Regions from separate parts of the Mus musculus genome. Here regions 1 and 2 are each linked to region 3. The links are chromatin loops, found by intact Hi-C in ENCODE. Cell type or tissue: left cerebral cortex. All regions are shown on one strand.

What was found. Hi-C counts contacts between places; a loop is a spot of excess contacts. Peaks named below come from ENCODE experiments on the same cell type or tissue, not always from the same donor. Only the 100,000 strongest peaks of a DNase experiment are listed, where the experiment ranks them.
Region 1: it touches region 3 in a loop (7-fold over the local background); 9 of 42 quality-filtered maps call a loop at or near these places.
Region 2: it touches region 3 in a loop (3-fold over the local background); 10 of 42 quality-filtered maps call a loop at or near these places.

What each region holds. Positions count from the first base shown.
Region 1 is chr15:38,621,041-38,629,040 of GRCm38, forward strand. No RefSeq gene overlaps it. Among named protein-coding and RNA genes, the nearest start is that of 1100001I12Rik, 23 kb to the right of the region's middle. In left cerebral cortex, CTCF peaks have their summits at 1,083 (motif pointing left) and 6,423 (motif pointing left); a DNase peak (open chromatin) is centred at 6,494.
Region 2 is chr15:39,109,223-39,117,222 of GRCm38, forward strand. It overlaps Slc25a32 (solute carrier family 25, member 32), which reads right to left and starts at 3,494. Exons shown (of 7, transcript NM_172402.3): 1 at 3,126-3,494. The coding sequence starts at 3,279. Dcaf13 (DDB1 and CUL4 associated factor 13) reads left to right here and starts at 3,652. Exons shown (of 11, transcript NM_198606.2): 1 at 3,652-3,829. The coding sequence starts at 3,760. In left cerebral cortex, no CTCF peak of the experiment used is centred here; a DNase peak (open chromatin) is centred at 3,581; H3K4me3 peaks cover 2,049 bases; H3K27ac peaks cover 1,016 bases.
Region 3 is chr15:38,514,804-38,522,803 of GRCm38, forward strand. Azin1 (antizyme inhibitor 1) reads right to left here and starts at 4,463. Exons shown (of 12, transcript NM_018745.5): 1 at 4,106-4,463. In left cerebral cortex, CTCF peaks have their summits at 3,578 and 4,746; DNase peaks (open chromatin) are centred at 3,542 and 4,615; H3K4me3 peaks cover 2,954 bases; H3K27ac peaks cover 2,509 bases.

The sequences.
Region 1 (8,000 bases), 110 kb after region 3:
TCTATAGCCACATATACCTCAGATGCTGGGGCAGAATTGTTTGAGTCCAGGAATTCAAGGCTAGGATGAACAATGTAGTAAGAGCCCTAAGTTCAAATCCAAAACCCAAACAAACCAGACAGCGAGGCCCAGACCCAAGAATTCTGGAGGCTGAGGCAGGAGGAGTACTGTGAGTTTGAGGCCAGTCCGAGACTCCACCTCAAACAGAAACAACCCAGAAGTGAGGGAAAGGTGCTAAGGATGTAGCTCAATGAGCAGAGTGCTTGCCTCGCATGCACAAGGTTCTGGGTTCAGTCCCCTGCCTCCCATACAAAACCCCACCCAGGCAGGGTGGCACACACCTTTAATCCCAGGGCTTGGGAGGCAGAGGCAAGCAGATCCCTGCGAGTATGGGACCAGTTGAGACCCTGTCTCAAACAGCTAACAAACAAAGCAAAACAAAACAAGCATGAAAAGCCATAAAAATGATATGTATTAGAAGTTGAACACAGTGAGATATGTCTGTAACTTCAGCTCCCTTTGAGACAGAAGCAGAAGGATAGCGGCTAAACTGGGCAACTTAGTGAGACTCTGCTTTAAATTTTAAAAATTAATTATTTATTATGTAATATTTAGATTATACATTATATAATACTTAAATCAGGCCAAGCACGTCTACGTTTTTATGAATAAAGAGGTTTTTAGCTTTTAATCATGTGGGTGCATTTGAAAGTTACATTTGAGTGCAAGCCCCCTCAGAGTCCAGAGGAAGTCCTCAGAGCTGGATTACGGTGAGGTGGGTGCTCAGAACTGAACTTGGGTCTTCACCACTGAGGCACTGCTTGCCTCCACGACTCCCTGCTGTGACAGATCCTTGCCTCTCCTTTCCCACAAGGTGCCTTCCTTGGTCATGATATTTTATCACAGCAGCATAAAAATAGCCAATAAGCCCGGACTGGTCTCAAACTTGTTATGTAGGCAAGATTGACATCTGTGGCCCCAGGAAATATTTTCTTCTACTCAGAGGTCCTGAGTTCAATTCCCACCAACCACATGGTGGCTCACAACGTTCTGTAATGGGACCCGATGCCCTCTTCTGGTGTGTCTGAGGAGAGCAACAATGTATTTAGATAAAATAAGTGAATAAATCTTTAAAAAAGAAAACTATAGCACATCATCGTTATCTGTAGTTGCCCTACTGTGCTGCCGCACACTAGGACTTTATACTCCTGTTTACTGTGGCTTAGCCCCCGCTACCTCCCCACTGCACCCCACACTCGTAACTACCATTATTGTCCCTTCCAGGAGATCAAACCAGTCCTTGTCTTTCTGGACTTGGCTGATTTCATTTGTCAATTCTTACACGCGTTCTCGCGACCGGCCAGGAAGAACGCAGCAAACCGGAATCTTCTGCGGCAAAAGCTTTATTCCTTACATCTTCAGGAGCCAGAGAGCAAGAAGAGCAAGAGCAAGAAAAAGAACAAGAGCAAGAAAGCAAGAGCAAGAGAGAGAAAAAGAGCAAGAAAGCAAGAGCAAGAGAGAGAAAAAGAACAAGAAAGCAAGAGAAGAGAAAGCAAGAGAGAGAAAAAGCAAGAACAAGAGAGAGAATAGCAAAACCCCGTCCCTTTTAAGGAGAATTATCCTCCGCCTAGGACGTATTACTCCCTGATTGGCTGCAGCCCATCGGCCCAGTTGTCATCACAAGAAAGGCAGAACACATGGCGGGAAAACTGCCCCTGCACGTGTGCAGATTATGTTTACCACTTAGAACACAGCTGTCAGCGCCATCTTATAATGGCAAATGTGAGGGCGGCTCCCCACAATCAATGATCTCTAGAGCGGTGTATGGTGTTCCAATGGCGGTCTCATCCTTTCCAGGCTAAGGAGGATTCTGTGGCGGATATGTACCGCCTTTTCTCCATCCACGACGGACTCTTGGATGGTTGCGTGCTTTCTTTACTATTGTGAATTGTTCTTCGGTAAACATGGGCACCCAGATGGCTTTTGTACACTGATTTGATTTCCTCTGGATGCGGATACAGTAGCAGGGTTGTCAGATTATGTGGTGATTCTTTTGTTGTTGGTGGTGGTGGTGGTAGTTTTGTTGTTGTTGTTGTTTTGTTTTCTGGTGAGAAGGACTTCACATTTTCCATAAAATCTGCTGTTCCGGTAAATATTATTTACCTTAGATCATTTAGTTCTGAAATAAAAGACACAAACCTTTATATTTCTAATAAGCCTTAAAGCACCAGAGCTGGGCAGGTATCAGCCCTCTGTGCTGCTTTGTCTACTTCCCTGTCAGTAACCCCGAGATATCACGTGTTCTGCATGAGCCACTTCTACTCCAACAGGCAGGCCCTCATGGCCATGCTCTCACGATACATCTACCCCATGGCAACCTCTTCCTTCTTCTCTGCCCTCTTCTCCTCCTATCTCTGCCTCAGACCCCAAGACCAGCAACTGAAGCCCCGCCTAACCTACCTCTGTTCAGCCCTGTTACAAGCTGTAGGCACCTTTATTAAATAATTGTTTTAAATTAAGGAGTAAAGCTTGCACAACTACAAAAGCTGGTATTTGTAAAAGTTCACTTGCCCTGAGCCAACTAGACCTTGGGATACAGAATTTAACCACGCACAGCAACAAGCTGCCTCCATTAACTCCACCCCCACCCCCAACAGTGTGCATAAGTCCTTGAGTCCCAGTTCTTCCACCTTTCTCCTTCACTTACCAGCAGGTTCCACTGGACCAGGCTTCATTAACATTTACTGATAAAGACGAAAAGCTAATTCATGATTTCTGTGGCTTCCCACTGTAACCTCGGTTCGTGACTGTTCGTATTAACAAACAGGCAGCTGTACTCTGTTCTTGTTCTCATAAAGACCAAGAACATTCTGCAAATGGGGTAGAAAATTACAGACAGCACAAACTCTAGAAGTTTGGTAAATAGAAGATTAACAAATAACTAAAACACAGGGAATTTTGGATAAGAATGTAAGAATGTTTGAGGGTTTTTATCATTCCACTGTAGCAAAGGATGGGTTTTGATTTTTTTTTTTTTTTAGATTTCTTTATTTTATATGTAAGTACACTGTAGCTGTCTTCAAACACACCAGAAGAGGGCATCAGATCCCATTACAGATGGTTGTGAGCCATCAAGTGTTTGCGGGGAGTTAAACTCAGGACTTCTGGAACAGCAAGCAGCCAGTGCTCTTAACTGCTGAGCCATCTCTCCAGCCTGAGTTATTTATTTATTTATTTAAATTATATTTATTTTATATATGTGGGTGTTTTGTCTGCATGTACATATGTGTACCATGCATGTGCTTTGCATCCTTGATGGTCAGAAGAGTGAGTTAGATCCCTTGGAACTGAAACTTTGGATGGTTGTGGTCCTCTTCGAGAGCAACAAGTGCTCTTAACCATTAAGCCACCTCTCCAAAAATGTAGACCCTGCCTGGGTTTATATTTTTTTCATGTATATTGTTTCCAGTCCCTGCTTTAGTAGCCTCCAGCCTGGAACATAAGAAGCACAGAGTAAAAAGGTTTGTTTGTTTTGTTTTATTTTGCCTTTTCTTTTTCAAGACAGGGTTTCTCTGTGTAACAGCTCTGGCTGTCCTGGTTCTTGCTTTGTAGATGAGTCTGGCTTCGAACTCACAGAGATCCACCTGCCTCTGCCTCCTGACCTGGCTAAAATGTAGTCTTTTGTCTCAGTGGAGGAATTTCTGCACTTGTGTCATTGGTCCTGGCTCTCTTGTGCTCTCTGGTGTAATAAAGTTGAATGAATCAATGTCTACATAGCACCTGGGTAGTGCAGTGCTGTCTGCCTGTGTAAGACTTGTCAAGCACAGCCCCCGTGTCTCAGCAGAGTTCACAGCATGCTCATTCAGGGGTGGCCTGGCTTTCAGCATAAGCAACAAAGCATTCACCTCAGAGGATAACTTATATTTACTCATAGGGCTAGAAGTTAGCTTTAGAAACATCAGTACAGCGAACAGAAGCTGCAAGAAAACTTCAAAATAATTGGTTCCTTCTCAGCGTTAAACACTAGTTATCCTATGGTTCCTTGTAGTTAGAAAGAAAAGCAAACATTAACAGTGTATCTAGTCAGACACAATTGCAAAATGCAATCTTAAGGTGGGGTTGGAGAGATGGCTCAGTGTTTCAGAGCACTTCCTTCTTCCAGGCTTGGTTTAGTCAGACCCATATAACACCAGCTCCAGGGGATCCAGTGGCCTCTCGTGGCTTTTCAGGTACTGTACTCATGTATACAAACCCACATACAGACACACATTGTTATGAAATATAAACTCGGTAGCGGCATGGTTAGGTGGTACCTGCTGGGCCCATGCCAAAGTGTCCCTCTGAGAAATCACACAGTGTGACAGACATAGTATAAGGGAGGTTTATTGTGGGGGAAGGAAGGGGACCTGGAGGAGGGGTAGAAGACAGCCACGAGGGCAAAGAAACTGGTAATAGAGAAGGACAGAAAGAGAGAGAGAGATGGCAGTCAGGAATATGTGGAAGCAGAGAAAGAGAGAGAGTGAAAGCGAGGAGAGTGAGGGGAGGGGAGGGAGGTGAGGAAGAGGACTGGGGAGGCAAGCAGCCCTCGTATATGCTTTATTTCCAGCAGTGATGCATGCAGTTATGGTGATAGATGATGGCTCAAGCTACTGCTAGGTCGCTGTTAGGAGGATGCCAACACACATAATTAAAACTAAATCTTAAAAATTCAGTCTCTTTCTATATATACATACGTGGTGTTAGCTTTTCATCACTGTAGCACAAATCTGGGATAATTTGTTGAGAAAGAAAAGCTTGAGGGATGTGGTGCCACACACCTTAAATCCCAGGACTCTGGAGGCAGAGGCAGGCATGTCTCTGTGAGTTCCAGGCCAGCCTGCTCTACAAACAGAGTTCGAGGACAGCCAGGGCTACACAGAGAGACTCGGTCTCAAAGAGAGCGCTGGAAGGAAAAACAGCTTTACTTGTGTTTACTGTTTCATACATTTCAGTTCAAAATCAATTGGCTCTATTGCATACTTAAATACATATATATAAAACACCTCTGTCTGTCTGTCTGTCTGTCTGTCTGTCTGTATCAACACTTAAGAATATTGTCATATATGTGTATGTGCTACCAAACATTTATTTGGGATAAAGTAAGATCAAAAGTGTATTACCATTTTGTTCTTCCTCCTTCTCTTTCCTCCTTCTTCTTCCTTTTTGTTTGCTTTTAGGTAGGTTGGTGGGTTTTTTTTGGGGGGGAAGGGGAGGGGGGTCCACTATATAACCCTGGGTGGCCTGGAACTCAAACAAGCTGGCCTTTAACTGTCAGGGATCCACCTGCCTTTGGGATTAAAGATATTTTTACCTTTAATAATATAAAGATTACTAATTTGTATTCCTGACTTCTGGAATTAAAGATATTTTTGTTTGTTTCCAAAACAGGGTGCCTTGAAGTGAGACGGGCCTCTAGCTCAGTATGTGGTTCTCTGAATTTGCCTGTGTGGGATTTTATTGAGGTGAGAAGACTCACTCACAGTGGGTGACCCTCCATTCCCTGGAGGGGATCCCAGACTGTATAAGTGAAAAATTAAGCTAAACATAGGCATTAATCAATGTCTGCTTCCAGATTGTAGATTCAGTGTTGTCAGGTGCGAAGGAAACTCTTAATTCCCAATACCCCAGAAGGCGCAGAAATGAGCTCAGCCTGGACTACAGGAGGATTTCTGGCAGTTAGATAAAAGCTAGCGTTCCTTAGTTTCCTTGTGAAACTGGTTCCCATGTGCCAGAAGGTGTGGTCTCTGGCAGAAGGGACACATGGTGACAGTGGTGCCTATCACAGCCCATGCTGGCCTCCAGGCTCCCTCAGCATCACCAGTGCCTGTGATACATTTCCAAGTCCACACCAGCATCCTAGCCTTTCTGGCCTCCTCCCTCCCCTAAACTCCCTGAAGCTCACAGGCCCCCCTCCTTATAACCTGGCTACCCACTCTGTCCTCTCTTGTTCCACCTTACTCTCTCTTGTTCTCTTACTTTCCTTGGCTATATTCTCTATCTCCATCTCTTGCCATCTCCCATCTTCACTGTTCTCTCCCACTCTGCCACCCTGGCCATGTTCAGTCTTTCTCTCTCTCTCTCTCTCTCTCTCTCTCTCTCTCTCTCTCTCTCTCTCTCTCTCTCTCTCTCCTACAGAAAAGACCTTAACCATATCCTGGTTCTTTCCTGTACCCCTATCACCAACAGTTGTGACCAGCTGCTTCAAGCTCCTTCTCTGTGGATCTGTAGATTTCCCAACTTTGATGGGACTTGTGAACCATAATTAACCTTTTCTCTTGAAAATTGTTTTGCCAGAGCATTTATCAGAGCAACAGAAAAGTAACTGACATATCATCATTCCAAAGTTTTCCTCCCTATATTGCTGCGAAATATTGCCATCTTGTGGAAGTCATTAAATTCTCTGGATTTAGTGCATTCAGGTACACAATGAATGTGGTTCCCTTTGTGACCATGCTCTTACCCCTCTGTCTTACCAGCTTCCCACTACAACCCATTGTTGCAGGGTATGTGATCATTATACATAGAAAACTTAATTGTTAGCAAAATATAAAAGTTTAAATAGATATTGTGTAGTAAGATGTAGTTAGGCGTGTCCTGAAGAGATGCAGTTTGGGTGTGCCTCTGAAAGCCTCCATAGATAACAATGCTACAGACTGGAAAGCGCCTGCCTATTTTAAGCTATTTTAAGGCAAATGCTTAGGAGAGGGTTTGTGGTCTTTCTCCTATGACCTGAGGCAAAGTCAGCTGGATGCCTTTGAGCTACCCCATGTAAAGGTTTGGCCTACTGTGTTGGCTTGGGACCCCTACCACCATAATGGTGAGGCGACTTGGTTCAACCTACCAAGGGTCTAGGAGGAGCTAAAGACTTCTTTTATAGCAACTGGACCTCACTCCCTCTTTTGGCTTGGAAGAGCCTTTATGGAAGAAGCTCCAGGCAAGGGATGAAGATTCTCTCTGTGGGCCTGTAGGAACTACAGAGAAGCACATGGCAAGACACGGGTAAAACAGAACTCTAGGAAAGAGAGCTAAGGAGCTCTTCTAGCTTGGGAGAATCTCAAGAGAAAGGCAGACTAGCTCAGTAGGGGGACATACAAAGATGTTCCTAAAGCGCTAGCAGCTTAGTTGGAGAATCAGGCTGGTAAGTAGATACTTTGTATATAGTTCAGAAAATAAAGTTACCTTGCTGAGTTATCAGGTTTTTACCTCAGTTTATGCTTCCTGTGTCTTTACTGGTATAAATATTAGATAATTTAAATGGTTGCAATCCATCAGAGTAAGAGCTGTGTATTATGAAATATAATGTGGACCTTTGGCAGGCCCATGCCGAGGTGTGCCCTAGGAAATTAAGCCACACAGCAGATCTGGTCTAAAGGAGGTTTATTAGGGGAGGGGAGAAGAGTGAGGACCTGGGTAAAGGGTAGAGGGAGATGAGTGGGCATATAGACTGGCAGACAGATGAGAACAGAGCCATGAGGGCAGAGAAAAGGAGGGCACTGAGGGAAGGGTGCATGCCAAGAATGAGAGAGGGGATGCTGAGGACAGAGGCTGGCAGGAGATAGCATAAGCAATAGCTAGGTCCCTGGGGTACAGTATGACTACAAGCCATGAAAGCGGGGGAGGGGCTTCTGCCTCTCTTCAGGAGACTGGGTGTATACAGATCTAACATAGAGAAACACTTTCAAGTCTATACTTAAAAGACAACCAAAGGAAAGTTAAAATCTTGAACTTGTGATTGTGATAGTGGATTGTGTAGTGGAAGGCTTTACCCGAGTTAGACTAATTTATCAGAACTCTGTTGATTAATGTTAAAGCTCTGAACTTCAAGCTGGGCGGTGGTGGCCCACGCCTTTAATCCCAGCATTTGGGAGGCAGAGACAGGTGGATTTCTGAGTTTGAGGCCAGCCTGGTCTACAGAGTGAGTTCCAGGACAGCCAGGGCTACACAGAGAAACCCTGTCTGAA
Region 2 (8,000 bases), 590 kb after region 3:
AACACTGAAAGATTCCAGGAGGCAGTAACTGAACAAAAAAGTTGGTATATTGAAGGAGCCAAGACAGAAGACATTAAGTTTTAAATTCTTTTTGAAGAACAGCAACAAGTACACTGGCTTTAAAAACTATGTAGTCCCACCATCCCAGGAGAAAGTGTTTCATGTGCTGGCTTAGTTACCCTCCTTTTCTCGGTCACACCTGAAGACCTTGTTTCTTACTTAGTTAATACATCCCCTTCCCTTGTGCTCTATGTGGATGGTTTGTCTCTACTTGTGTGTGTGTGTGTGTGTGTGTGTGTGTGTGAGCGTGTGTGTGTGTGTGTGTGTGTGTGTGTGTGAGTGTGTGTGTGTGTGTGTGTGTGTGTGAGTGTGTGTGTGTGTGATACTAGGTTTTGAGCTTATGACCTATGTGCCTAAGACCTACGGTAGCAGTCAATCACTGAGCTTATTCAATGCCCATTCCCAACCTCTTTCAATAGCATCTGCCTCAGCCGCTTTGTGTTTCATTGCAGAGGGTACCACTACTTTGCCAGGCCTAATTCTGCATCCCTGTAACTTTTCTTAGGACCAATTCACAGTGAGCACGGCCCTTCCCATATGAAGCTTAACGAATTCCTTCACCTTTCTCACATAACATTTTTACTTTTTTTTTTTTTAACTGTTAACACTGGAGCTCCAGTTTACTTAGGAGTCAATGAATTGTTTGGTTTTACAGCATATGCATTCAGGATTAGCCTTCCTCACCATTGCTAGACAGTAATTTTAATAAGTGGGCTTAATTATATGGAAGCACAAAATGTCGGCATTATTCAGTACTGATGCCTATTGATGACTGTATTGGTTTATGTCAGCTCAGCACAGCTAGAGTTATTTGGGAAGAGGAACCTCAGTTGAGAAAGTGCCTTCATCCAGATGGCCTGCAGGCAAGTTTAGAACATTTTCTTGACTACTAGTAGGGATGAGCCCAGCCCACAGTGTGGAGGTGGGGATGCCGCCCCCAATTCTACCCCCGCTGCAAGAAGTCTTAGTTACACAAGAAGCAGGTGAGCAAGCCATGAGGAGTAAGCCAGTAAGCAGCACTCCTCCAGTCTCTGCATCAGCTCCTCCTCCAGGCTGCTGCCTTGAGTTTCTGCCCTGACTTCCTTGGATGATGGATGAGAAAGCTATAAGGAATGAACCCTTTCCTTCCCAGGGTGCTTTCGTCATGGTGTGTTATCTCAGCAATAGAAACCCTAACTAAAACACCGACACAACCTTTCACTGTTCATCTTCCTCAGTTCTTCCTTTCGCCATTCAGTCAAACTGCCGGCTTTACCACTACACACGCTTGCTCTGCTGTGGGAAGGACTTCAACTAGGAGTTACTATCTACCCTTAATCCCTTATTCTGTAACTAACCACTTTATCTACCCTACAAGTTTCCAATACTCTTCTCACGCTAAGGTAATGAATCTTCTCAGGTACCAAGAACTGCCTTTCCTCAAACTAGTCAGCTCTGTAGCACTGTCCAAATCCCAACCTGGCCAACCCTCAGTTTCAGCGCCTCATCTTCTGCTCCTAGAGAAAGCTGTGTCAGAGGGACACCAAGCCACAGACCTTCATCTCAAGAAGTCCAAGACTATCTATTCACATTCAAGTCACTGTTAGCAGGGACTTAGAGGTGCTACGGGGAGAGGGTAAGTGCAGGGTAGTTTCAGAGTGAAAGTGCTGAACCCAAACCTCAGATTGCTATTTACCATCTTGTGACTTGGACAACTTACTCAACCCCTACCATTATCAGCTTCATAAAGGTCATAATAAATGCCTATTATACATTCAATCAAAGTTAGTTATCAATGTTTGCAACTATTATAACAATTATTTATAGTTGCATATCAAACTCCATGGAATTATTTCTCTGCGGTGTCTTTTCTAGAATACACTCCACAGGTACCACACATTCTCCACCACGGAATGTCTTGTCTCCTCTAGCTGTCAAAATATTAATCCTGTTGAGGACTTTAATATGGAACCTTTACAGATACATACAAGCCACCTATGTTTATTTTTTTAATATTTACTTTATCATTTCATATTTCATATGTGCCCCTGGGTGGGTATGTGCATGTGCTGGCAGAGTCCAGAGATGTTAGGTTTCCTTGAAGCCAGAATTATAGACAGTTGGGAGCCACCTGCTCAAAGTGGGTGCTGAGAACTCAATGTGGGTCCTGTGGAAAGGCTAAGTCATCTCTCCAGCCCCAGCTTTCCTTATATAGTCTTTTTATATAGCCTATTTGTGCTCTTATTTTGTATTTGAATTTATTCTACTTAGCAACTGATTTCATGTTGTGTAGAATCCTTTTATATATCTTAGGGTAATTACATTTTTAAGTTTCCTAACGATAAGAAACTGTTGGTACTTCTTAGTTCGACTCCACTGTTCAACATTAAGACACATACATCAAGTAAATCGAATAAAATTAGAATGCTCTACTAAATCCATCTCTAAAGATTTGATTTTCTGGAAAAATTTAGTTTGTAATAAATGAAATAACAGAAATGGTTTCTAAATAGTTACCAAGGCTCACCTATGTAATGCAACTTGGTATTAATTCCTAAAATGCCGTGCTAATTTCCATATACTTAATTCACACTTTAATACAGTTATTTAGAGTGTAGAAGCTCCTCCTTCCTTCACCAGACAATGCATATTTTTAAATACTGCAAACTAAAGAAACTTTAGTGAATATTTTAATCCCAAACTATGACCTTACTCTCCGAAGGTGACAAAGCACCGGCTCACACACTTGTACTTTCGTCTGACTTTATACAGCCAAACACGTGGCTGCCCTAAGACTTCAAATTACCCCAAAGAGTGAATGACTCGTGAACATGAGGGTCAAATGTGACAACCTCCTTTCTCTCAAACTTCACCCACTTTCCCTATCCTTTATGGTTAGGAGACACAGGGAAAGCCGGGGTCCCCTTCCTAAATCCTAGCTCCAGGTAACGCAGGGTGCACAGCATCATCTTAGGGGCTCTCCCCCTTGTAGTAGAGTCTGGGGAGACTAATGTCTCTTCTGCGTGTAAGTGCTTCGCTGGGGCTGGCAGCAAGGGAAGCCGCCCGGGACGTGGGCAGGCTCTTACCAGCGAAGCGGATCTTCACGAGGTCGAGCGGGTGCAGCGCCAGGTTGGACAAGACCCCGCCACTCACGCCAGCCACCAGGTTCTCGTACCGGACGTGGCGGAACACCGCGCTCCACGCCGCCGACCCGGCAGCCGACTGGCCCTGGCCTGTCATGGGCTCCGGGTTCGTCGACACTACGGCGTCCAGCGCCGCCGACGTGGGGCGTGATGTAGTGGCCGCCACCGTGGCGACTGTCGCGGCCCGGGGCCTGGAACCGCAGGACGCGAGCCCACTTCCGGGACCGGAGCCCGGGACGCTGCTGCAGGCAAGTCACACCCGCGGCAAAGCGGGGAGTAGGAGAAACCTCAGAGCGGAGCTTGCTTAGCCCCGCCCAGCAGGCCTGGCCCCGCCCACAGCTGCGCGCGCTCGCCCTCGGGTCAAGACGCGAGCGACAGCTGAAGGACCGCCCCCTCCAGCTCCTAGCCGGAGAGACTACGGAACGCCGCGAGGTCCAGCTGAGCCATCCGGCTGCCACTCTGCGGAGCCACGTGACAGGAAGCCCGCGGAAGGCGGAAGTAGTGTGTCTGCGTGCTGGCCCCGGTAAGTCGAGCCCGGTTTAAAGGCTCGTGGAGTCCGACACCCAGAGCCGCCAAGATGAAGGTGAAAATGCTGAGCCGAAACCCTGACAACTATGTCCGCGAAACCAAGCTGGACATACAAAGAGGTGAGAGGAACTGGAACAGAGGAAGGGGCCTCCTCCCGGATTCTTTGGGTCTGGCCAGCTTTCGAGCAGTAAAAGGGGCGGGAGGCCAGCGCTCTGGTCTCGGTTTCCCTCTCCGCCTAGGCGGCTGCGTCCACACGGGGCTGGTGAGGATCAGAACTGCAGATGGCACATACCTCTACGTCCTTTGTGAGAATTTTCCTCTAGTGGGAAGTAGTTACGTATACACGCCTTTAATCCCAGCACTTGGGAGGCAGAGGCAGGCGGATTTCTGAGTTCAAGGCCAGCCTGGTCTACAGAGTGAGTTCCAGGACAGCCGGGGCTACAGAGAGAAACCCTGTCTGCGTTACTAAAGGTTCTCTCTCCTCCCCCTAGCATTGCTAACGTGTGGTATATGGCCCCCCCCCCCAGCTCCCAAGGTGTTTTACATGGTAATAATTTCTTTTCTTTTTTTTTTTTTTGGTAATATTTCTTAAATGAAAAGTAGATTTGTCCCCAGAGTTTGACGTTAATTATTTTGAATCTTTGAACCTCATTACTTTTTTTTTTCTTCCACTTTCACCAAACAGTGCATTGCTGGATGGAGCTGTCATGGTTTATAGTGCTTGGCCCAGGGAGTGGCCTTGTTGGAGTAGGTGTGTCACTGTGGGTGAGAGCTTTAATACCCTAGTCCTAGCTGCCTAGCAGAAAGTATTCTCCTAGCAGCCTTCAGATGAAGCTGTAGAACAACTCTCAGCTCCTCCTGCACCATGCCTGCCTAGATTTTACCATGTTCTCACCTTGATGATAATGGACTGAACCTCTGAACCTGTAAGCCAGCCCCAACTAAATGTTGTCCTTATAAGAGTTGCCTTGGTCGTGGTGTCTGCTCACAGCAGTAAAACCCTAACTAAGACAGTGGCTTACGTTACCCTTGCCAATGTGGGTGCATTTCAGGCTTTGTCTTGGAGCTATACTTATGTACGTATCTTTACATACTTATCCCTACAAGTGCCCTCCATCCTGCGCATCAGTGTCCTCTTCTGTGTTTTCAGTACACATTGTTTGGATTTGTCAGTGCTTATCACATTATCTCATGGTTCATGCTGATTAGCAGGCTTTCCTATCAGCTTGAAAAGAGAGGAAAGAATCCTATTCCTATATGCAGTGTTTAGACAATAACTCACATAAATAGCTACTTTGTAAGTATCGGAATGAATGAATGAATGGGTGACAGCTGGGACACAGAATCTTATGCTAGGAGATACAACTCTACTTTATAGTAACATCTTTTTTCAACAGTATCTCCCTATTTTTATTTATTTATTTATTTGTGTTGTTTTGTTTTTGTTTTTTCGTTTTTCTCGAGACAGGGTTTCTCTGTATAGCCCTGGCTGTCCTGGAACTCACTTTGTAGACCAAGCTGGCCTCGGAACTCAGAAATCCACCTGCCTCCGCCTCCCAAGTGCTGGGACTAAAGGCGTGCGCCGCCACCACCACCCGGCTATTTTTATTTTTATAATAGAAATATAATAGCAAAACAGAAAATAAAATTTTTGGAGTGCTTTAAAATATAAAGCAAGAAACACATCTGTTATATTTTATTTAGTGTTATTTCCTTGTAAGTTTTCTGCAGGATTTAAATTCTGGGTAAGTACTGGTGAAGCTTTATTGTTGAAATATCCTCGATAGTTCTGATGTGTCTAGTTAATGTGTAAGAGCACCTTACACAAATATATGTGGTTTTATATGAGTTTTAAGCTATCATACCCAGCGCTTATGATGTATGGCAGGTGCTGCACTAGTGTTAGTTGCTTCTGTGTGACTAGATGAGGGAAGTTGGAAGTGGATACAGCGATTATGATTTAGAAGATAAAATGAATATTTTCAAGGGGTGTGAGGTTTGGGTAGATGTGGGTGAAGGTTAAGTCCTGCTAGAAAGGCTGCTGCATAGGAGGAAATGCAAGGTGGGTTAGGTGACAGGGAGTGAAGGTGCTTGAGCTGAGCTCCAGGAAGTACCCGAAGCTGATGAGACAGCGAGACTGAATTATAGAAGACCATAAGGGGGCTTGAACTTAGTTCTCTACCTCTACAAGTAGGTGTTTAGATGCTACATTACAATACAGGGATACAGTTAGAACATCAGTGTGGATTTTCTATCTTTAAAAACAAACAAACAAACAACCCAACTGAACCAAGCTTGGTGGTTCAAGCCTTTAATTCCAGTACTCCAGAGACAGAGGCAGACAGATCTCTGAGTTCCAGCCTAGCCTGGTCTACATAGTGAGTTCCAGGCCAGCCAGGGATACATAGTGGACCCTGTTTACAGACAAACATGGCCCTCTAATACCTGTTTATGTGATATCTAATGAACTTACAGCCTCATTTCAGCCGTATGTTGTGTTTCCGGGGAAGAATAGTGTTGACAAGGGGGGACTGGCTTCTGCCTTTAGAATAGTGTAGTATATTACAGCCTACATCTGTTGTGTGGTATAGTGATTTATAGAAGGAAAGGTAAGATTGTAAAAACATTTGTTGTAGCAGAAGTACCTTGACTTAATTATGGCAAAGTTCTAAGAATGACCTAACTATGAATTGTTTCTGAAATTGTTAAGCTTTTCTGTAGTTATGAATATTAAATAGCATGCTTTCTCTTTTGACTTTTAAAAGAAAATAAAGTATATAATCTATTCCAAGTTCTTTTCCCCCTTTTATTTGTTTTTGAGACAGGTGTGTTTTTGTTTTTTATTCTTTAATCTTTTTTTACAGTCCAGACTTCATCCCCCTCCCAGCCCACCCTCCAACATCCCACACCCTGCCTCCTCTGCAAGAGGATGTCGCTGCTCCACCCCAACCCCATCAGACCTCCCTACTCCCTGGGGCCCAAGCCTCTGCAGTGTTAGGTGCATCTTCTCTGACTGAGTCCAGACCCAGCAGTCCTCTGCTCTATATGTGTTGGGGGCCTCATATCGCTAGTGTATGCTGCCTGGTTGGTGGCTCAGTGTCTGAGAGATCTCAGGGGTCCAGGTTAGTTGATACTGCTGGTTTTCTTATGGGGTCGCCCTCCTCAGCTCCTTCCAGCTTTTCCCTAATTCAAACACAGGGGTCACCAACTTCTGTCCATTGGTTGGGTGTAAATATCTGCATGTGACTCTTTCAGCTGTTTGTTGGGGCTTTTGGAGAGCAATCATGATAGGCCCTTGTTTGTAAGCACACCATAGCATCAGTAATAGTGTCAGGCCTTGGGGCTTCCCCCTGAGCTGGATCTCAATTTGGGCCTGTCACTGGACCTCCTTTTCCTCAGGCTTTTCTCCATTTTTCTTCCTGTAGTTCTTTTAGGCAGGAGCAATTCTGGGTAGGAGTTTTTGACTGTGGGATGGCAACCCCATCCCTCAACTTGATGCCCTGTCTTTTTACTGGAGGTAGACTTTCTCCATCATAGTTCCCTCTCTCCATCATAGGGCATTTCGTCTAAGGTCCCTCCCTTTGAGTCCTGAGAATCTCTCACCTCCCAGGTCTCTGGTACATTCTAGAGGGTCCTCCCACCCCTTACCTCCCTAGGTTGCCTGTTTCCATTCTTTCTGCTGGCCCTCAGAGCTTCAGTCCTCTGTCTAGACTGGAATTTTCTGTATGGACCACTGGCCTTAAGCTTCTACAAATGCACCTGCCTCTGCCTCAAGAGCACTGGGATTAAAGGTTTGTAGCACCAGTGCAGCTTTTCCAAGTCCATTTTAATGATAAGTGAGGAAATTGCTTTAAAAAAAAACAAAAAACTGTGCTGTTCAGAGATTCTTTTGAAAATCCATGCTTGGAAATGTGTTTTCTAGTTAAAAACTCTTGTACTGAACATGTTGTTTATTAATGATGATGTAGTTTGTCTACAAGAAAATTTTTGGAAACAGCATGACCTACCTTCTTTTAATTATTAAAGTATCAGTTGGAGAAACAGCTGTTGATATCACAGGAGATCAAACATTTCTAAACACACTTTAAAAATAGCTTTTGCAAACCTGATGGAAATGACCGAAAAGTAAATGTACTAAATAAATATTGCCAGCTCAAGAGCTGTTGATGTCAGTGTGAACAGCTTTCCTATCCCCGGATCTGCTTAGTTTTGCCAGGTGTAGTCAGTTCTCACTTTGTTCAGCACTATATGAACTAAACCAGTGAGAGGGTCACCATGACTGCAGTCACC
Region 3 (8,000 bases):
GGTTACATAGCAAGGTCAAAATGACAAAAAAAAAAAACAAAAACAAAAACAAAAAACCCTCAAATATTCTAGCACAAATCTTGGAACTATTTGGTCAAGTTCATACTATCCTTTGCTGCAAATTCCTACTACAATACTAAAGAGTTAGGCCTGGTAGTACACATATTTTGTAATCCCAGGATTTGTGTAAACAGACCAGGAACTACGAGTTCAAGGTCATGCTTTATAAAAAAACAAGAGCCTGAGGCCAACTTAGGAGACATTAGCCCCTGTCTCCAAAAGGAAAGTAACTGGGAAAGCCCTAAGCAAGTCTATATAGCTTTTCTCCTTATATCTAGTCCCTCTAGACCTATTTCATTTTACTATCACCAGAAGCAAATGAGTGTGAAGCTTGTCATACTACCAAAAAAAAAAAAAAAAAGTGCTACATTTAGTGCTTTAGAAATGGTCATTTCAATAATGGTTTAACTGAGTGGGGTTAAAATTTACAAAGTGCTATATATACAACCTAAATATATCATTTGTGCTTCAGTAGTTATTAAAGTACTACATCCTGATTATTATATTTCCTAAGAAGGGGTAGTAAAAAGGGAACCAGATACTAAATTAGAAACGATATACAAGGTCAAGAGTTTGTAGGTTCTCAGAAGTACTCTATAACCTACTTAAACAGGATCTAGGCAACTTTAAACAAAGCAAAAATGGTTCTACTTAGTGAGGAAAACTGACCACTGTTAAAAGCTGTAATCTCCAGCACTTGAGAAATAACAGCAGAAAGATCAGGAGTTGAACACCAGCCTCACCTACATAAGGAGTTGAAAACTAGTCTAGGCTCTATGAGATGATATCTCAAAACAACTTGTGAAAACTATGACGTTCAGATTCTAAACAATATACTGACCTAGCAACTTTGTTACTGTACTATATATTGAACCCATGGCCATCATGGATGCAGGCATTTCACCAAACTAAATTCCCATGTTTTAATCTATAAAACCTTCTACTTCCTCAAACACCTAATTTTTAAAAACTAAATCATGGCTGGGTGGTGCTGGCGTATGCCTTTAATCCCAGCACTCAGGAGGCAGGCAGATTTCTGAGTTCGAGGCAAGCCTGGTCTACCAGGACAGCCAGTGCTACATAGAGAAACCCTGTCTCGAAAACAAAAAACAAACAACCATGCTGAAAATTAGCTCATTCTTACCTCTCTCCTAAGGAATGTTAACAATTATCCTGGATAAGACATTCCCCCTGTTTTATTCACAGCTATTATTTGCTGCTTATGGCAATCCAAGATCAATTCTGTGAAACACTGAGGGCATTAAACTTTAAGACACCAACTAATGTTCTTCAGTAATATCTAAACCTTTTCATTTAACACAGATACTACTAGGAAATGAAGGCTCCCTGATTTTAAAGATAATTTAATAGATACAAAAAGTGGTGCACAGTGTAAGATGGACATTTACATACAGGATAAATGCAAATATTTATCTGGAGGAGATAGTATAAAGGAAGGGGTACGTGAAATGTGGATGAAAGGCAATACTGAAAAACAAATTCCTAGCCAAGCAATGGTGGCTCACACTTTGAATCCCAGCACTTGAAAGGCAGAGGCAGTCAGATCTTTGAGTTCCAGGCTGGAACTACAGAGTGAGTTACAGGATAGTTGTGCAATTTTGAAACTGTCTAGAATAAGCGAAAAAGAAAAAGAAAAAAAGAAAAGAAGAAAGAGGAAAGAAAAATTACTCTCCTTTAGAATGACCTGTGTAAATTGGGAGGGAGGTGGAGATGGGCAGAAAGGTCATGCAGCCTTAGGCTGGCTGGCCCTAAACACTTCTGGGGCCAAAGAGGTGAAATCCTGCCTCCATTTCCCAAATGCTGGGATTACAATCAATGTGAGGATTAGGATCTCAGAAGTGCTTCTCACCTGGTTTATAGGGTGCTGGAAATCAAACCCAGGGCTGGAGATTCTAGGCAATCACTTGACCAACCACAAATCTAGCTCCACCTTGACACTCCTCAAAATTGTTTTCCTCTTCGAAATATCTTTACAAATGTTTCTGCTATCTTTGCAGATTTTCCAAAAAAAAATTGTTTTTTTTTTGTTTGTTTGTTTTTTTTAGACAGGATTTCTCTGTACAGCCCTGGCTGTTCTCAAACTCATAGATCTGCCTTGCCCCAAGTGCTGGGATTAAAGGAATGCACAACTGCCCGGCAAAGTTTTTTAAAATCAGGCATATACATATACACACAATGGACTACCAGAAACAATTTATTAACATATAAAATATGCTAAATAAAAGCCTTTTGCACAAAAGCATGCATATCAATTGATTCCATTTAAGTCCCTTGATTTAAAAAAAAAAAAAAAAAGGAAGGCTAGATGGGCCTCACAAGAACTGCTGTGACCTGTCAGGAGGGCTAGATGAGGATGTTAATGTTCTGTCTTGACCTAGATGTAGATTATAAAGTTCTTTCTCCTCTCTTTGCACACAGGATTTTGCTTTATGTGACCATAGCTAGCTTCAAGAACTTCCTGGGATTACAGGTGTAACAACACCTGGCATCACTTTGCTAAAACGTACTAAATACAAGCCAAACTTGTCCTGAGCCTGGAGTCCTAGCACCAGGCTGATGAGGAAGGAAAATCAGACTCAAGTCTGGGCTACAAAGTGAGGTCCTGTCTCAAACAAACAACAAAATCTAATCAAACAGTACAAATAAATAATGAGAATTTTACTGCCAATTTCTAAAAATTAGAGAATGGGACTGTATTTAATGTATGGAAATACTCAAGTTAGAGCTATGAAGCATTTTGATGTCCGTAATGCAGAATTAGTAAGATGGCTGGAAGGTAAGTAGAGTAAAATGTTAGCTGCGGAATCTAAATTGAAGGTACCACTCTGAGTTCATTGTTGGGAATCATACTAAAACATTAGAGAAATAAATTGATTACTCATTTATCTTTATAACCTACAGTTTTATGTAAACACCCTTTCCTACTTATTACCTGTGAATTCCTCGGGGCTTATTGGTACCAAGCTTGCTTTCCTGTCGGGCCTAGTTCTCATAGTCCTTTCCTGAGGAAGTTAATCAGCTCTCACCCAGGCTGTGCATATATTAATGGTAAAACACCACAGGACAAGAACAACCTAAGATATCCACCACAAAACTGAGTTCAATCTGTTCAAACATCCTGAGGCTGTAAACAGTGTAAACTGCTTGCTTCGTTCAGCCAGTAACACACGTTCATGATACTTAATACCATAAAACGTTTAAACACTACTAACCGCTGGCAGCCAACAGAGTCCTTGATAAGCCGCATCAACCTACCCTTCGCCCTCTTTCTGCCCCGCGATCACAGCTAGGACCAGAAAACGAAGCCATGGTGACTAATCTCCAGGCTTCAGGAGGTGACTGGGGTAAGTGAAAGCGACTTGGCCCAATCAGGAGAGCCGCAGGGGCGGGTCAGCAGCGCCGAGGTTTCCAGAAAGGGCCAAAGGCCTATTCGCTTGCTACTTGACACCGGGGCTTCCCCGCCGCCGGCCCCGAGTGAGGTCAACTTTCCACCGCCAGAGGGGGAGCGCGCACTCCGCACCCCCTCTCCCGCCCGCAAGAATCCAGCCTCCTCCCAGCTGTCACCAGATGCCGGCTCGAGGCCCGCCCCGCTCCATTCATAACCCGGAGCCCCGGCCGCCGCAGCCCGTCCACTCCGCACCACAACCCCCTGCAGGCACTGAGACAGGGAGAGGGCGATGGGACCCCCAGCCCTCCAGGCTGCCGCCGGACCCCCTCCCCGGAAACAGCAATGCACCACGGGAGTGGGGTGGGGGCCGCATGCCGCCGAGAGGGAACAGCGACCACCGCCAGCCTGCCCCCGAGCGCGGCCCCACGCGCACACGCCCCCTCGCTCAACCGCGGCTGTCGGCTGCCGCCCTGGGTCGCGAGGCGCCGGCCGCCGCCCGGGCCACCGGCAGCCGCCACACACGCCGCCGGCCGCCATGTTCGAGGCCGCCGGCTGCGGGGCACTGCGGGGACACCGAGGGCGGCGTGGCCCAGCCCAGGCGCCGGACCCTCCCGCGCCCCTAAGTCCGGTACTCACGTGAGATAACGGCCCAAAGAGTCGGGTAAAGCGTCTTCTCTTTTTCGGCGGAATTTTTAAAGAGGGATGTGGTTACCTTGAGCAGAAATACCCAAGGCGGCCTGGGCCATAGGCTGCGGGGACGACGTGGGGGAAACGCGCGGCACCGACACCAGCTGAGCAGCAGTGGCGGCGGCAGCCGAACTGGAGAAATGGAGCGGCGCGAGAAAAAGAAGAAAGGCGCGAACTGGGTGGGGAGAGGATTCAGCCTCGTCACTCCGCAGAGCAGCAGAGCGAGAAGGATGAGAAGAGCAGAGCAGGAGACAACCAGAGAGAAAAACGGAAACACCGCGGCGAGAGTTGAGCCAGAGAGTGTGGGAAGGCGGTGCCAGAGACGCCAGTATTTATACTCAGGGGGGCGGGGGCTGCTGACGTCACAGACGGCCGGTCGGCCGCACGACGGGGGTGGGGCCTGTGCCGCCGGGGAATGTGGGAGGGGCGGAAGGGGAAGGACAGCCTTGTGCAGTTAGGGGGCCGAAGGGCGGGACCACCGGGCCTGGCAGGTGCTGGCCCGGCGCTCGCTTCCCGCCCTCGCGCTGCAGCCGCTCCCCAGCGGGCTGCTAGTTTCGTAGGCGGGGCAGAGGGCGCGCGGCCCAGCGGATCGCGGATCGCGCCCTCGCCCTTGCGGCGCCTGCGCGCCACGCTAGCAGCCAACGATCCGCTTTGTGAGCCGGCAGCTAGTCCATGCTGACGGCAGCCTTCGGGACCGTCCTGGGTCCTCGGCTTACCGACTCCAGTATTTTAGGAGAGGAGGGTGTGCGCCATCACGGGGCTTTCTCGGTGCACTAGTTTATGTAACAACTGTATACTATGCCCGGGGACTGTATTCCGAGGGAGAGGTTCCCGCCTCTCCATGGGTTGCGGAGCTCCGTTATGAAAATGAGTTCCCCGTGGCCAGCAAGAACCAGTCCGGTGTGGTTACTGAGGCTTTGATCGTACCAGAATGTTCCTCCGTGTTCGCATGTTGCAATATGGTGCAGTAGATTTTTTTTTTAAATGTGGCTTTTCTTTCTTTGTCTTCATTTTCAAAAAGGGTTGATGCAGTCAGACCCAGCCCTATTAAAGCGGGGCCAGTGTTGCTGAAGTTACATGACTTAAAGGCACATCTCTTTAATCCTCTGCATTTCTCGTTTGAAGTCATTCTTTTTTTTTATTCTTTTGTTTTGTTTCTCCAGAAAGGCTTTCTCTGTGCAACCCAAGCTGTCCTGGAACTCCCTCTATATACCAGGCTAGCCTTGAACTCTGCCTGGTATATAGGTGCTCCTAGGTGCTCCTGCTAAAGGCACGTGCCACCACACCAGGGTTTCTCTCTAATCTTGTTTGTTTTGTTTTGTTTTTCTTCAGTTTTTCGAGACAGGGTTTCTCTGTATAGCCCTGGCTGTCCTGGAACTCACTCTGTAGACCAGACTGGCCTCGAACTCAGAAATCTGCCTGCCTCTGCCTCCCAAGTGCTGGGATTAAAGGCGTGCGCCACTACTGCCCGGCCGTTTTTTCTCTATTCTCTATTATTTAATAAACTTTTATTACTAAAGTAAAATGACGGATGTAGCCTCCCCCCTCCCCTTATATTTAAAATCCTTTTTCTAGCTGGATGAGGTGGTGCATGCCTTTAATCCCAGCATAAGAAGGCAGAAGCTGATGGATCTCTTGAGTTCAAAGTTAGCCTGGTTTCTAGACAGCTTGAGCTACACGTAGTGAAACCCTGTCTGGAAAAAGGAAAAACCAAAGGCCATTTTATCACTAGCAGTCAGTCCTAGCCTGCTAAATCTTTGCAACTCCAGACTCAGCACAATGAAGGGGAGGGACAGGCAGACAGGGCACTTCTCTGTAGCTGAAACTGACCTCCAAATAGCAAGTCTCCTGCCTCAATTTAAGGGGATTGAGATTACAGTCGTGTATTACCCTATTTATGATGCCCCTTCAACGTAAGATCTTTTAAAGTAAGACCCTGAACCCTCTCTCCTTCACATTCTTTCACTCCATTTATCTTGTAATCGGTACAGTAATTAATAAATCACCAAGGCAGAAAGAAAGGAAGAGCTCTTGCAGATTTGGTAAGGCCAGAATGTTTCAGAGGTAGAGAGTATTACAAGTTGGGAACTGTGAGCTCAGTTTCTGGTTTTTGTTTCCCCTATTTTTCTTGACATATCTTAGCTTTCTCTTACCTCCTCCCTCTCCATCCCTCTCTCCCCTCCCCTTTTCCTTTTTTGAGATAGGAAGTTAATATATTGCCCGTGCTGGCCTTGAATTCATGTCAGTCTTGACCTCTAGAGTTCTGGGATGTGAAGTTATGATCCACTGTGCTCAGTCTCTAACACTTTTGTTAAGTTCTGATCCATTTAAACTGCAGCAACTTCCCAAGGAGGCTCTTGCCCACATGAACACACCATTTGACATTTTGTTTGCAGTCTAGCAGGAGAAATGGAATGTTCGTAAAATAACCAAATTGTTGACAGATAACAAGGTAAATGCTGTAAGGAACCAAGTAGAAGGAAGAAATAACTTCATCTGAGAGAAAAGTTCTCAGGAAACAGTTCAGAGTGAATCTAGGGTCTATGTTCCAGGGAAACAGGATTCTGTCAAAGGAAGCAGATGAAAGAAAGGGCAGAAATGGGTGGGCTGGAGAACTGGGAGTGGCTTTCCCGTTCCACTCTAGAGGCATGTTTGCAAAGGAGATTAAATAAAAAGTTCTATTAGGGAGGGATTGATAAGGAATTAGAACTTACCCTTCATTCTAGAAACATTTTAAATAGGGACAATATTGAATATCGTACTGATAATGTCATATACATATGACTAAATACATATGATATGCTGCTAGTTTTTTTGATTCATGGTCTAACTATGTAGCCCAGGCCTCCCAGTCATCCGGACGCTGCCTCCCTATTGCTGGAATTACAGTAGTATTCCACCACACACCGAGAGATGTTTTAAAAGATTATTTAGTGGATTGCAAAGAAGAAGATAGATGGTTTGGCAGAAATAAGCACAATCTTACTAAGAAATTCAGCATGTTGATGCATGCATATAATCCCAGGACTGGGGAAGCAGAGGCAGGAGGCCAGCCAAGTCTACACAGTAAGACCCTAACTCCCAGCTGAGCGTGGTGGTGCACGCTTTTAATCCTAGCACTTGGGAGGCAGAGGCAGGTGGATTTCTGAGTTCGAGGTCAGCCTGGTCTACAGAGTGAGTTCCAGGACAGCCAGGACTGTACAGAGACACTGTCTCAAAAAAAACAAAACAAAACAAAACAAAACAAAACAAAAAAACAAAAAAAAAAACAAAAGCCAAAACGCCGGGCGTGGTGGTGCACGCCTTTAATCCCAGCACTTGGGAGGCAGAGGCAGGCAGATTTCTGAGTTCGAGGCCAGCCTGGTCTACAGAGTGAGTTCCAGGACAGCCAGGCCTACACAGAGAAACCCTGTCTCGAAAAACAAAAAAACAAAAACAAAAACAAAAACAAAAACAACCCAAAACAAACAAAAAAAGACCCTAACTCTCAACAATAGTGATACTCACTCCCACCCTCCCCCTCCAAAAACCCCTAAACATATGTGATGGTACATGCCTGTAATCCTAGCACTGAGGGGAGAGGGAGTAAAAAGCAGAAAGATTGCCATACATTGTAGAACATTCTAGTTCAGCCTGGATGATGAGAGTGCCTCCCCTTTCAAAAGAAAGAAACCCAAATTCAGGTGGTCCCCTGGAAATGACGAACTGTAGAGCCCTTTGGTGTGAACTTGGGAGCCTTTATTATAGACAAAATTGAAATGTTGCACTGATAAGATAGAAGTTGAGCAGAATACCTAGAAAAGTGCTAGGGAGAGTGGACTTGGGCAGAAAATATTATAAAGGT